Regions from separate parts of the Homo sapiens genome. Here all the other regions are linked to region 1. A link is a contact called in ENCODE Hi-C or POLR2A ChIA-PET data. All regions are on one chromosome and are shown on one strand. The core of a region is the stretch at or near the end of the contact, and the rest is flanking DNA. Distances in the headings are between cores, read along the strand shown.

Region 1 (3,843 bases), core at 388-2,887:
ACCCTGTCTCTACTAAAAATAAAAAAATTAGCCGGGCATGGTGGCAGGCGCCTGTAGTCCCAGCTACTCGGGAGGCTGAGACAGGAGAATGGTGTGAACCCAGGAGGCGGAGCTTGCAGTGAGCCGAGATTGGGCCATTGCATTCCAGCCTGGGCGACAGAGCGAGACTCTGTCTCCAAAAAAAAAAAAGGTGGAATATGAGTACAGTAAGTTGGTCAAGGTATTCCTGAAGCTTATTTACAGATTCCAACTCCTGAATCAGTTGTCTACTCAGAATAGTTGATATTTATGTTTTTCTACACAGTGCTGTCACCATCGAAGGCATTAGTGACACAGCAGTTCTTAAAGAGTGCTCCTATATTGTCTCCCGGATTTTTTTCTAATGTTTTGCAGAATTTTCTGCTGAGACTTTGTTGATCTTACCAGAAAGTATCAATGAATAATCTGTGGCAATGACTAGACTCATAATCCTTCATCAGATTATTCTTAAATTTTGTTTTTTTGCATGAAACGTTAAGGAGTAGCAGTTGTTTAGTTTTGCCTCTAGCAATAGTCAGATTCACAGCTATGGAGGCAATGATATGTAAATGTCACAATTCACTTCAAATATGTTAAAATGTGAAAAAAAAGCACATCTTATAATCAGTGAAGTATATTATGTCCATTAAATCAAGCTTGCTATTGTGTTGGTAAGATCTTCAACATTTTTTTTTTTTTGCCTTTGGGAAAAATTTTATTTTTACATGTACATCTGTCAATTTTTGCTTTATATATTTTGAGACTATTTTGTTAGATGCATATAAATTCTGACTTTGTGAATAACTGAACAAAATATCATTATCTAGTGACTCATAGCTTTAGTCTATTTTTCTTAAAGTTTTTTTGCCTATTTTTTCTTATAGCGGTACCAACTTTTTGGTAAGAATTTGTCTGGTATGTCACTTTCTACCCTTTTACCAACTTTTATGTATTCGTATGTTTTAAATATGCCTCTTTTAAAGAGCATTTAGTGGGATGTTTTTTGTTCTGGTTTTTAAGTCCAAGTTTTAAAACTTTACTCCTTTTTTTCACTTATGTTCATTGTAAATGTATCAGTTACTTCTTACTGCATAACAAACTTCTTCAAAGGAATTGGTTTAAAACAGCAATGGCCTGGCTGGGCACGGTGGCTCACGCCTGTAATCCCAGCACTTTGGGAGGCCAAGGCGGGCGGATCACCTCAGGTCGGGAGTTTGAGATGAGCCTAACATGGAGAAACCCCTTTTCTACTAAAAAAACAAAATTAGTTGGGCGTGGCGGCGCATGCCTGTAATCCCAGCCACTCAGGAGGCTGAGGCAGGAGAATCGATTGAACCCAGGAGGCGGAGGTTGCGGTGAGCTGAGATTCGCACCACTGCACTCCAGCCTGGGCAACAAGAGCGAAACCCTGTCTCAAAAAAAAAAAAAAAAAAAAAACTAGCAATGGCCTGTTGTCTCACCATCCAAATTTCCAAGTTGGCTGGCGGTTCACGTGCTGCTCTTGTCTGGGTTCACCCACGTTGTCATATTCAGCTGGAAGGCCAGCCGGGGGCTGAGCCCGTCCCAGATGACTTCACTTACGCGTTCGTCTGGGGCCTTGGCTGAGGTGCTGCAGCAGCTGGGACCTCAGGGACTCTTCCGTGTGGTTTCTTTACACAATGGATTTCATTTTCAAGGTTGCTGGCCCAGGGCATGGTGGTCTCAGGTTCCAGGACAGGGGAGGGACAAGACCTTGAGGCCTGGGTGCTGGGCCCTGCCCACTGTCAAATCTGCCATCTTCTCTTGGTCAAAGGAAGTCCCAAAGCCAGTCCAGAGAAAACACTGGGAAATAGACTTCCCTTCTTGAGAGGAGGAACCTCAAAATACCATGGCTGTGTTTTTCTGTCTACCATGGTAAAGATCAGTATATTTGGATTTTTTTTCCTGCACCCAATATTTTGCATTTTGTATTTCTAACAGTTGTTCTGTGTTTCTCTTTCTCTTTCCTTGCCTTTTTTTGGATTATTTTTTCTCATTCCAGTTTTAATTTCCCTTTCCCAATTTGGGCATTTTGAGCTCCATTCCTTTCCTGCTTACCCTAGAAATTTTAGTATGCCTTCTTAACTTGACAAGTCTAAAGTTAATCATCTATCCGCTCCGCCTTCGAACCCTAAGAACTTGAGAGCAAATTACTTCCCTTCTTATTTACATGCTGTTGTTGTTGAGCATTTTAGTTCTGTTCTTACTCTATGAGATGTTGTTATCTTACACAGTCAGGTTTTTTTAAGATTTACTTATGGAAACCAGTGCTCATCATTTTCTCTTGATGCTCACACCTCCTGTACTGGATCCCTTCTCTTGATTGAACTTATTTAAGAATTTCTGTTAGTGATAATGGTGCACCAGTGGCCAACTCCAGTTTGTGTCTGAAAATGTCACCTTTCACCTAATCCAAAGAAGGCTGGGTAAGGAACCAGTGTCCTGGAACAGTGAAGATCACCACATGGAGATTGAGGAGAAATGACAAGAAAGAAGGTTCCAAGGAGGTGGCGAGAATCGGACCCTTGGAGCCTCTGCGGCTTTCCTGCCTGCCCCTGCAGCTCAGTGCAGCATCCTGGCTAGCTGCGGCATGCCACTCACCTGGCCCTTTCCGTTGTTGCTAACACGTGACTGCCCTGTTACCCACCTGGATGTCATAGTTTGAATGCTGCTTTATCACCCACTGAGGTCACCCGACTGTCGAGTGGTGAGGAGAGGCAGAGCGCAGCCCCTGGCAGCTCAGAGCCTGCCCTTTTGTTCTGCGTGTCATCATACTGCTTCAGTAGTCTCCAGAAACTCATGCTCATTTAACAGTTGAGCCAGGCAAGGTGGCTCATACCTACAATCCCAGCACTTTGGGAGGCCGAAGTAGAGGATTACTTGAGCCCAGGAGTTTGAGACTAGCCTGGACAACAACATAGTGAGACCCTGTCTCTACAAAAACAATTTGAAAGTTAGCTGGGCATGGTGGTACGTGCCTGTGGTCCCAGCTATTCAGGAGGCTGAGGCGGGAGGATCACCTGAGTTTGGGACGCTGAGGCTGCAGTGAGCTGTGATTGTGCCATTGCAGTCCAGACTGAGTGACAGAGCAAGATCCTTTCTCAAAATAACCAGTTTAAATTGCTGGATATAACAGTGTTATGAGATAGGTGTTATTTCTGTGTGTGTTAAACCACGGCTCCATGTAGAGTTTCCATGTAGTGGATTAACTGGGACTAGTGCTCAAAGCCCATGCTTTGCCAGTGTTCTGTTTCCTGCAGAATCGGCCAGTCTCTGAACTGACCAAAAATCTAAAAAGCTCCATATCACAACAAAAATTAGTATTGATTAGTAATAAAGGTAAACTTAAGGGTAAGAGAATCAATTTCAATTAGGACTAGGTAGCCAGAAATACACAGTTGTGAGTTAAATGACCAAATTTTTGTTCAGGGTACGTATTATCACATTTGACTTACAGTGACTAAAACATAGTGAGGGTTCTGGCCACAGTTCATAACTGTGAAACTCCATCTTTCTCCAGGAGAAGTCATAGGACTGCGAGTGAACTCCGTGGAAGATCTCATATGTTTGCATATACATGTATATAAAATGTGTCAGGGTGTCACTATTTATAGCAGTAAACTAGAAAGCTGCAGCTTCTTGGTAGATTGGAATCTGTTAGATAACTAGATTAATAATATAACTTGAAAGTTAGAAAGTACTGAATCAACTTGGAGATACCACTTGCTTATTTTTTAATATGAGTATCTGTGACAATCTCCCATTTTTCCTTGATTCTGAGATACAAATTATACATTTTAAACTGCC
Region 2 (3,843 bases), core at 853-3,352, 39 kb before region 1:
CTGGTGTTAGTTACTTTAAGACATAGTCATATTAAAATACCACCTCTGACCCTACAGTTTTCATCAATTCATTGGGTAAGTTGATATAGGGCCGGAAGGAATATTCTAGGAAGTCATTTGTCCATTTGGAATGGCTGGCTGTAATTTAATTATACGCAGAAGAAGCTGAAAGCCACCTAAGTAAATTCCACTAAACCCAAACCAAATGTATTTCCAACTGAACCTCCCCTTATGGATTCCCAAAATACCCATCCCCTTAAGATGCCACCTGCCAGAAGAAGTGTGGTGAAGTGGAAAAAACTCTTAACCAACAGAGCTTTCTGGAGGTTCAAGTGTGCTTAACTTCACCATGTTATTACATTGCTTCCCCACCCCCATCCTGCCCCATCCCACCCATGCTTTGACCCAAAGCATGTGCTCGGTTAGCTTTGTTGTCACTGACCGCTGCTGGGGGTCAGGTGGTAGAGCCAGACCTGGCCAGTCACAGGTGTCGGCTGCCTTTTCACAGACCTGCTCCTCTATGCACAGAGACACAGGCCCAGCCCGCTGGGCTCTTCTCATCTTACCAAGGGCAGTTTGCGCTCTTATGCCTGGAGGTGAGAAGCCCTAATTTTTGCACTCAATGTCTATTAACTTTTCAGGCCAGACTTAGGGCAGAGAGTTGCTGGCTTGACAAGTTTTGGGGAAGAAATACCATTTTTAGAGCACCTGCAATTAATCATGAGACTAGGTGTGCATCTATTGACCACAGTCACCTTGGGAGGCACAAGTTTTACCTCCTAGAGAACTGAAGGGGCATGTCCCAGGACACCCATGGCAAGCTGTGAAACTTGCATTGTGGAACCCAGGTCTCCCTCACCTGGTTCTTTTTTTGTTCCCAGGCCTCTGTGCAGCCTCACGATTGGTGACCCTTGGTCCATTCTGGGGTCCCAGCACAGGGACTGCCTAGAGGGTGGCAGTGGGGTCTGGGAGGAGTATGGGAGGCACTGGGTAGGATGGTGTTGAATGTAGTATGACAGGGAATTCCTGTGACTCAGAGCATCTGGCTCCAATCTTGAGCTCATCCCCCTTTAGGCCTTCACTTGTTGAAAATGTAAATGATCCTGGACCTACATAGAGTCCCTTAAGAAGGCCCCTCTTCACGCCTGTAATCCCAGCACTTTTGGAGGCCGAGGCGGGCGGATCACAAGATCAGGAGTTTGAGACCAGCCTGGCCAATATGGTGAAACCCCATCTCTACTAAAAACACAAAAATTAGCCGGGTGTGGTGACGAGTGCCTGTAGTCCCAGCTACTCAGGAGGCTGAGGGAGGAGAATCGCTTGAACCTGGGAGGCGGAGGTTGCAGTGAGCCAAGATCGTGCCACTGCACTCCAGCCTGGGCAACAGAGTGAGACTCCGTCTTAAAAAAAAAAAAAAAAAAATGCCAGGCGCGGTGGCTCATGTCTGTAATCCCAGCACTTTGGGAGGCCGAGGCGGGTGGATCATGACGTCAGGAGATGGAGACCATCCTGGCCAACGCGGTGAAACCCCATCTCTACTAAAAATACAAAAAATTAGGTGGGCGTAGTGGTGGGCGCCTGTAGTCCCAGCTACTCGGGAGGCTGAGACAGGAGAATGGTGTGAACCTGGGAGGTGGAGCTTGCAGTGAGCCGAGATTGTACCACTGCACTCCAGCCTGGGTGACAGAGCGAGACTCCATCTCAAAAAACAAACAAAGAAAAAACCCCTCTGCCCTGTTCCCTTCCTTTGTGTAAAGGTGTGTTTATTGTGTTACAGTGGTATATGCAAGCATGAATGAGACTATTCTGTCCCCTGTCCTACCTCTTAGAAATAATTATTAGTTTCTTCTTTATGCATTTAATGTTTATTTATGCAATTATAATAAAAATGTAAATTCTTATCACTGCCTCCTGTTACACCTCACCTTTTTCATGTAATATCTGGAGATCATTTCGCTACACAGAGCCTTTTCGCACCTTATTTTTTTAAAACTGATAGCTGTCATAATTGAGCTTTTCCTGTACTCTAGGCCTTGTTCTAGCCCTTTCTTTCCCTCCCCACTGCAACCCCACCACTTTTTTTAAACAGCTCTATAGTATTCCATTGTGCTAATGGATCGGTTTATTTATCCAGTACCTTATTGATGGGCACTTGGATTGTTTCTAATCTTTCGCTATTATGTTGTAGAGAATGTGAATATGCCGTTTTTTACACATTTATCTGAGAGAGAAATTTTCAGAAGTGGGATTCTTATGCTAAAAGGAAAATGTGTTTAAAATGTTGTTAGATGTTATCAGACTTCCCTCCACACTCACTGTTTTTTACACCCATCAACAATGTGTGAGATTGCCTGGTTCCCCACAGTTTTGTCAACAGGTAGTCTGTCAAACTTTCGGATTTTTGCCAGTCTGATGGGTCAGAAATGGTATTTCCGTTTAGTTTGCATTTGCTCTTCTCTGGTTATATGCCCATTTATCTGTTGGGTTGTTAGTCTTTTTCAAATTCTCGAAGGTCTTTGCATAGTAGGGGATTAGTTCCCATGGATTGCAAATGTTATCTTCCACTTCACCATTTCTCTTTTGACTCCTTGGGTTTACTTGGGTTTTGGTTTTGTTTTTGTCGTGCAGAAGATCATGTGTGTGTTTAATGCAACCAAATGTATTTCTTTTTTTTTTTGAGATGAGTCTCACTCTGTCGCCCAGGCTGGAGTGCAGTGGCACAATCTCGGCTCACTGCAACCTCCGCCTCCCAGGTTCAAGCGATTCTCCAGCCTCAGCCTCCTGAGTCACTGGGATTACAGGCACATGCCACCATGCCCAACTAATTTTTGCTTTTTTTTTTTTTCAGCAGAGACGGGGTTTCACCATGTTGGTCAGGCTAGTCTTGAACTTCTGACCTCGTGATCCACCCGCCTTGGCCTTCCAAAGTGCTGGGATTACAGGCGCGAGCTACTGCGCCTGGCCTCCTTTTTTTCTTTTTTCACACCTAAATTATGAGTCACACTTAGAATGGAAGGCCATTCTAAGATTATAAAAGAATTTGCCGATGTTATCTGTTTTCTTCCTGTACTTCTGTGTTCATGTTCTACATTTAAATCTTTGAATTGTTTGGAGTTTATTCTGATGTGTGGCGTGAGGTATAGATACAGCTTCAACTTTCTTTCCCCAAAAGGCTGCATTGTCCCAACACCAGTTATTAAAAAGTTCATCTTTACCTTGCCACTTTTATCATATATTAAAGTACCATCTGAGTCTTTCTGGATTTACTATTCTGTTCCATTCTGTCTATTCAGATGCCAGCATGACATGGTTTTACTTATTGAGACCATGGTATTTTAGTATCAGTTAGGGTTAATCTCCTCCCCTCCCCACCTCATTTTTCTTTATTTTCAGAGTTTTCCTGGTTATTCTTGCTTGCTTGTTTTTCCTTGTGATCTTTAGAATCTGCTCATCAACAGAAAAGAAACAGCTTCTGATCTCATTCTTTTTTTTTTTTTTTTTTTTTGAGATGGAGTCTCCCAGGCTGGAGTACAATGGCACGATCTCAGCTCACTGCAACCTCCACATCCCAGGCTGAAGCAATTCTGCCTCAGCCTTCTGAGTAGCTGGGAGTACAGGTGCCTGCCACCACACCTGGCTCATTTTTGTGTTTTTAGTAGAGACGAGGTTTCACTGTGTTGGCCAGGCTGGTCTCGAACTCCTGACCTCACGCGATCCACCTGCCTTGGCCTCCCAAAGTGCTGGGATTATAGGCGTGAGCCACTGCACCCAGCCTCTAATTTCATTCTGATTGCATTAAATATATAAATTAACTTAGAAAATGTATCTTTATGATGTTGCAGT
Region 3 (3,843 bases), core at 595-3,094, 35 kb after region 1:
GAGCCCAGGAGGTTGAGGCTCCAATGAACCATGACTGTGCCACTGCTCTCCCACCTCGGCGACAGAGTGAGACCTCGTCTCAAAAAAATAAACATCAAGGAAGGGTGAGACACGGTGTGACGGGCACAGGCCTCCTCAGCTGGTGGAAAGGGTGTGAGTCCCACAGGTCTGCCATTCCCATTAGGGTCTTTGACCTTGGCCATTGCTCTTTGACTTTTTTCTGGCTGTACCGAGGTTTAGGGGAGTTGTAGATATTTGCCTGAAAACCTAGTACCATGGTCTTTGGCTCGGGTGCCTGAGAGACCCGATTCAAATCACATTGTGCGAGTGTTCTAGAGTGAGGGCCGGTGGGGGGGAATGTAACCGGAAATGCCGGCAGGCACTCTGGGGCCGGGATAAGTGGGATGTTCGTTTGATTAGATGCCTCCCTTCTGGTTCCTGCGTTGCCCACCAGTGTCCCCTCGAGGGACAGTGACGCCATCAGCCTGCCTGGCAGCCAATGTGACCCCTGCCACCAGGGAAAGGTCGGCTCTAGAGACGTAAGTGTGTGAATGAAATGAAGGCACAGCAGAGCTCGTGTTGTCTAACCTGTTTTCTGGTTGGGCAGATAAACAGGCCATGAAATGAGTGCACACAGTGCTCACGGGAACCAAGAGCTGGCTGGGCGCCGGGTGCCAAGCGCAGGGGCCCTGGAGGGGCTGGTCCAGCTGGCGTGGCCTCAGTGTGGTGGGCGGCCCGGTGAGCACCTGCTGCTCTAGGGGCTGGCTTCCTTGTCCTCTCCCAGCACCCTGTATGTCTGCTGTGTTCTCAGAAACAAAGTTCGAGACCAAAGGCTGGCGAGCCAGGGCCCTGGCTGGAGGCAGACGAGATGGGTGCAGGATCTAGAACGTGCTTCCAGGCGTGTGCTCAGCGGGGAGTGCGGCCTGGCTTGGTTGCATTCTTATTGTAGATTTGCTTTTAGAACAGGTGGTCTTAAAAAGGCCTGGATGCTTTGCCAGAGCGTAGGAGCCCTGCTGTGTACACAGGCGTGGCTTACGATTGTTGGTAACTTAAGACTTCGAGTCTTGAATCAATCACCAGAAAAAAAAAAAAAAAAAAAATCCTAGGAGGTGGCCCAATCCGAGCTGCCATACAGAAAGTGTGTGCATGTGGACCTGTGTGTGCACGTACGCGCCTGCCTGCTAACGGCAATGAAGACAGAAACTTACAGAGAGAAAGTGGCTCCCATCTGCAGGTTCCAGAAGCCAGGCTCTTGTCTGCAGGCGAGAATGCTGTGTGGTGTGGCCAGAAACAAGTGTGAGCAGAGCCTGCTCGGCTCTGAGACCAAGCTTATCACCCCTTCCCTGGGCCTGCAGTCCTGGTCTGCAACGACCCCCTGGCCCTGAGGACTGGACAGGGATGGGGCTCTGCATGGGAGGTGTGAGCGGGGGACCCAAGGTGGAGCTGAGAGGCCACCTGGCAGACCCCTCCCAGGCGGGGCCAGGTGTGTGGGCTAGTGGAACATACAGGTCCTTTGCTGTCCACCATGCTGGGAGCGTGGAGGAAGAGAGCAGGCGCTGGACAGAAACACACAACCTGGGGGCTCCTGGATGAGCTCCCCAAGAACTGGAGACTCAGATAACAGGGCAGGGAGAAAGGCCACAGCTGGGGAGCCAGGAAGGGCAGCCCCTGCTGCCGCCCAAGGAGTTGGGTTTAAAGCTGAGTGCAGTGGGACCCTTTGGGGGGCTTCAAGCCGGAGGGGCATGATTGCCACGTTTTTGAAAAGATGCCTTTGGCCGCTGTTTGGGGGATGGCAGCTGGCACCAGTGCAGCTGGAGCGGGGCCTGCTCTGGAGTCTCTGGAGGGAAGCAGAGGCGACCGTGACAGTGACGGATGTCAGGGTAGTGGAGTTGCTGTCAGCTGATTCTGCCACAGCAGTTCAAGCTGGAGCAAGTGCCTGGAAGGAATCAGCACTGTCCTCCTGTCCCTAGGGTCTCGGGGACATAGAACACCTCTCACTGCTCACTGGAGGACTGTGGGACAAGGCAGGTTGCCCCCAGGGTCTCCTGCCCTCCCCTGTGGACTTGGGCCTCCCTGGTGTGCTGCAGTGGAGGTGGGGAAGGTGAAGGCCAAGGGCTTGCAGAGAGCATGGAGCCCGCGGTGAGACAGGGACACGAGGGCAACAAGGACTTTGGGCCTTGCTGTGGGCCTGGCTGGGTCTTAAAGGGGACCAGTGAGGCGGTGCCACAGTTGGGGCAGAGGGTTCCAGTGACGGAGCAGCTTGCAGGGGTTCGGGGAGTGGAAGCCCCGCCAGGGCTCAGGAGAGATGTTGGGGGCAGGGTCTGAGGGCTGGGGAGATGCAGCAGAGAGCTTGGGGGCAGATTTGCCCAGACCAGGGTCTAGACAGACCCTTTAACAGGTAGGCTGGTGGGACACTGATGAGACTGGGGCCTGTGGGGAGAGGAGGAACAGCTGGAGGCTGGGCTCCTGTTCCAGGCTGGCGGTGGCAACCGCATTGCAGGCTGCCTTAGGCATCAAAGGAGGACGGCAGCACTGAGTGAGGCAGGGGCCAGAGGGTCCCAGAGGGACTGCAGAGACCCGCTTCCGGCCTCCAGTTCCGCTGAGCCAGGCTTCCTCCCACCTGCAGCTGGTTCCTCCTCACCCAGGGTCTCTGCAAACCAGGCCCCAACAGGGAAAGCCCCCTGTGTCCTGGTGATCCATCCACAGAGCCCTTCGCACACAGTCTTGCCTCCAGGCCTCAGCGCCCGTGCTGGCCCCCACTTAGGGAGGGAGGGCTACTCCCCTGCCGGCCTGTCACAGAGAAAGCCGGGTGAGCTCCGCAGCGCTGGAGAGGCATGGGGCAGAGAGGGCCTAGTACCCCAGGGAGCACTTGAGTTCATTGTCACCAGCGTGTATTTCTTTGAATTATTTAAAAAACAAACACCGGCAAGGCTATAGCAGCTGAAGTCAGTTTGTCTCTGCTCAGTGTTTAAGGATCAGAGATTTCCTTCCCTTAGGGAGAGGAGGGCAGGTACAGATGGGGGTACGTGCGTGTGCACGTGTGCTCCAGATCTTGTTACAAAATTAATTCAGTCTCACGATTCCTTGGGCCCAGGGGTGACTGATTTTGATGGATCCCAGGGCTGCCCAAGGGCCTCTGTAATGCGATAACCACCTGACATGGTGGGGTCAGGTCCTGGACAGAGCCAGGCGCGCAGTCCTGACTTCATCACACTGCCATCTCATGTGGGAAAATGACGCCATCCATCCCACTAACTCTCCCAGGAAGCGAATTGTAGCGCGGTTGTGTCATCAAGGGGCCCATCAGTGCCGTGGAGGGGGCGCCGGTGTGGGCGGGGTGGGTGCATGTGGGGCCCTGCGGTGGGAACGCTGAAGGACACCTGAACCCAAGCCTGGCGCCTGGTGGCCTTTCTGAAAACGCAGTGGTCTGTGCAGGTCCAGGGCCCCCTCTTGGACCCGCGGGCTCCCTGTGCACGGAGCGCAGACTCACGGGGCCCTTCTGCTTCTAGGAGGGCGTGTGAAGACCTGGAAGCGCCGGTGGTTCATCCTGACCGATAACTGCCTCTATTACTTTGAATACACAACAGTAAGTAAGGGCCAGGCCTCCTTGCCGCCTCCCAGCAGTCCCGGAGCTGCCCTGGGGCCGAGGGACCCTCAGGCTGGTGACCCACAGTGAGCCCCGCCGTGTACTTTCCTCTTGTAGGATAAGGAGCCCAGGGGAATCATCCCGTTGGAAAACCTCAGCATCAGGGAGGTGGAGGACCCCCGGAAACCCGTAAGCTCTTCCTCCTGAACCTTCTCTCCTGCCAGCCACCTGGGAGCCATCCTCACTGCCTGCAGGGA

The links. A loop is a pair of places that touch in the nucleus more often than their neighbours do. ChIA-PET counts read pairs that join two places held with the same protein, here RNA polymerase II (POLR2A). Pooled maps may share reads with other maps.
Region 2: a loop to region 1 is called in a pooled map of adrenal gland, with 1.8 times the contacts of the local background. The contact joins two enhancer-like sites. A Hi-C loop is called at or near these places in 1 of 168 maps with a recorded cell type or tissue (A673) and 2 of 50 pooled maps. POLR2A ChIA-PET finds 5 or more read pairs at or near these places in 6 of 52 experiments (BJ, Caco-2, GM10248 and 2 more).
Region 3: a map of heart right ventricle shows a loop between it and region 1 (2.2-fold over the local background). The contact joins two enhancer-like sites. A Hi-C loop is called at or near these places in 3 of 168 maps with a recorded cell type or tissue (heart right ventricle, posterior vena cava and vagina), 1 of 37 single-sample maps with no recorded cell type and 2 of 50 pooled maps. POLR2A ChIA-PET finds 5 or more read pairs at or near these places in 7 of 52 experiments (A673, CD4-positive, alpha-beta T cell, GM10248 and 4 more).

The regions. Positions count from the first base shown.
Region 1 is chr7:6,200,070-6,203,912 of GRCh38, reverse strand. The region is part of intron 1 of CYTH3 (cytohesin 3); the gene reads left to right. Among named protein-coding and RNA genes, the nearest start is that of CYTH3, 71 kb to the left of the region's middle. Within about 2 kb of position 1,637, at least 3 of the 41 ENCODE cell types and tissues checked have a DNase peak (open chromatin) inside an H3K27ac peak, as active enhancers do.
Region 2 is chr7:6,239,955-6,243,797 of GRCh38, reverse strand. The region is part of intron 1 of CYTH3 (cytohesin 3); the gene reads left to right. Among named protein-coding and RNA genes, the nearest start is that of CYTH3, 31 kb to the left of the region's middle. Within about 2 kb of position 2,102, at least 3 of the 41 ENCODE cell types and tissues checked have a DNase peak (open chromatin) inside an H3K27ac peak, as active enhancers do.
Region 3 is chr7:6,165,477-6,169,319 of GRCh38, reverse strand. It overlaps CYTH3 (cytohesin 3), which reads left to right. Exons shown (of 13, transcript NM_004227.4): 10 at 3,510-3,586; 11 at 3,704-3,775. Among named protein-coding and RNA genes, the nearest start is that of USP42, 62 kb to the right of the region's middle. Within about 2 kb of position 1,844, at least 2 of the 41 ENCODE cell types and tissues checked have a DNase peak (open chromatin) inside an H3K27ac peak, as active enhancers do.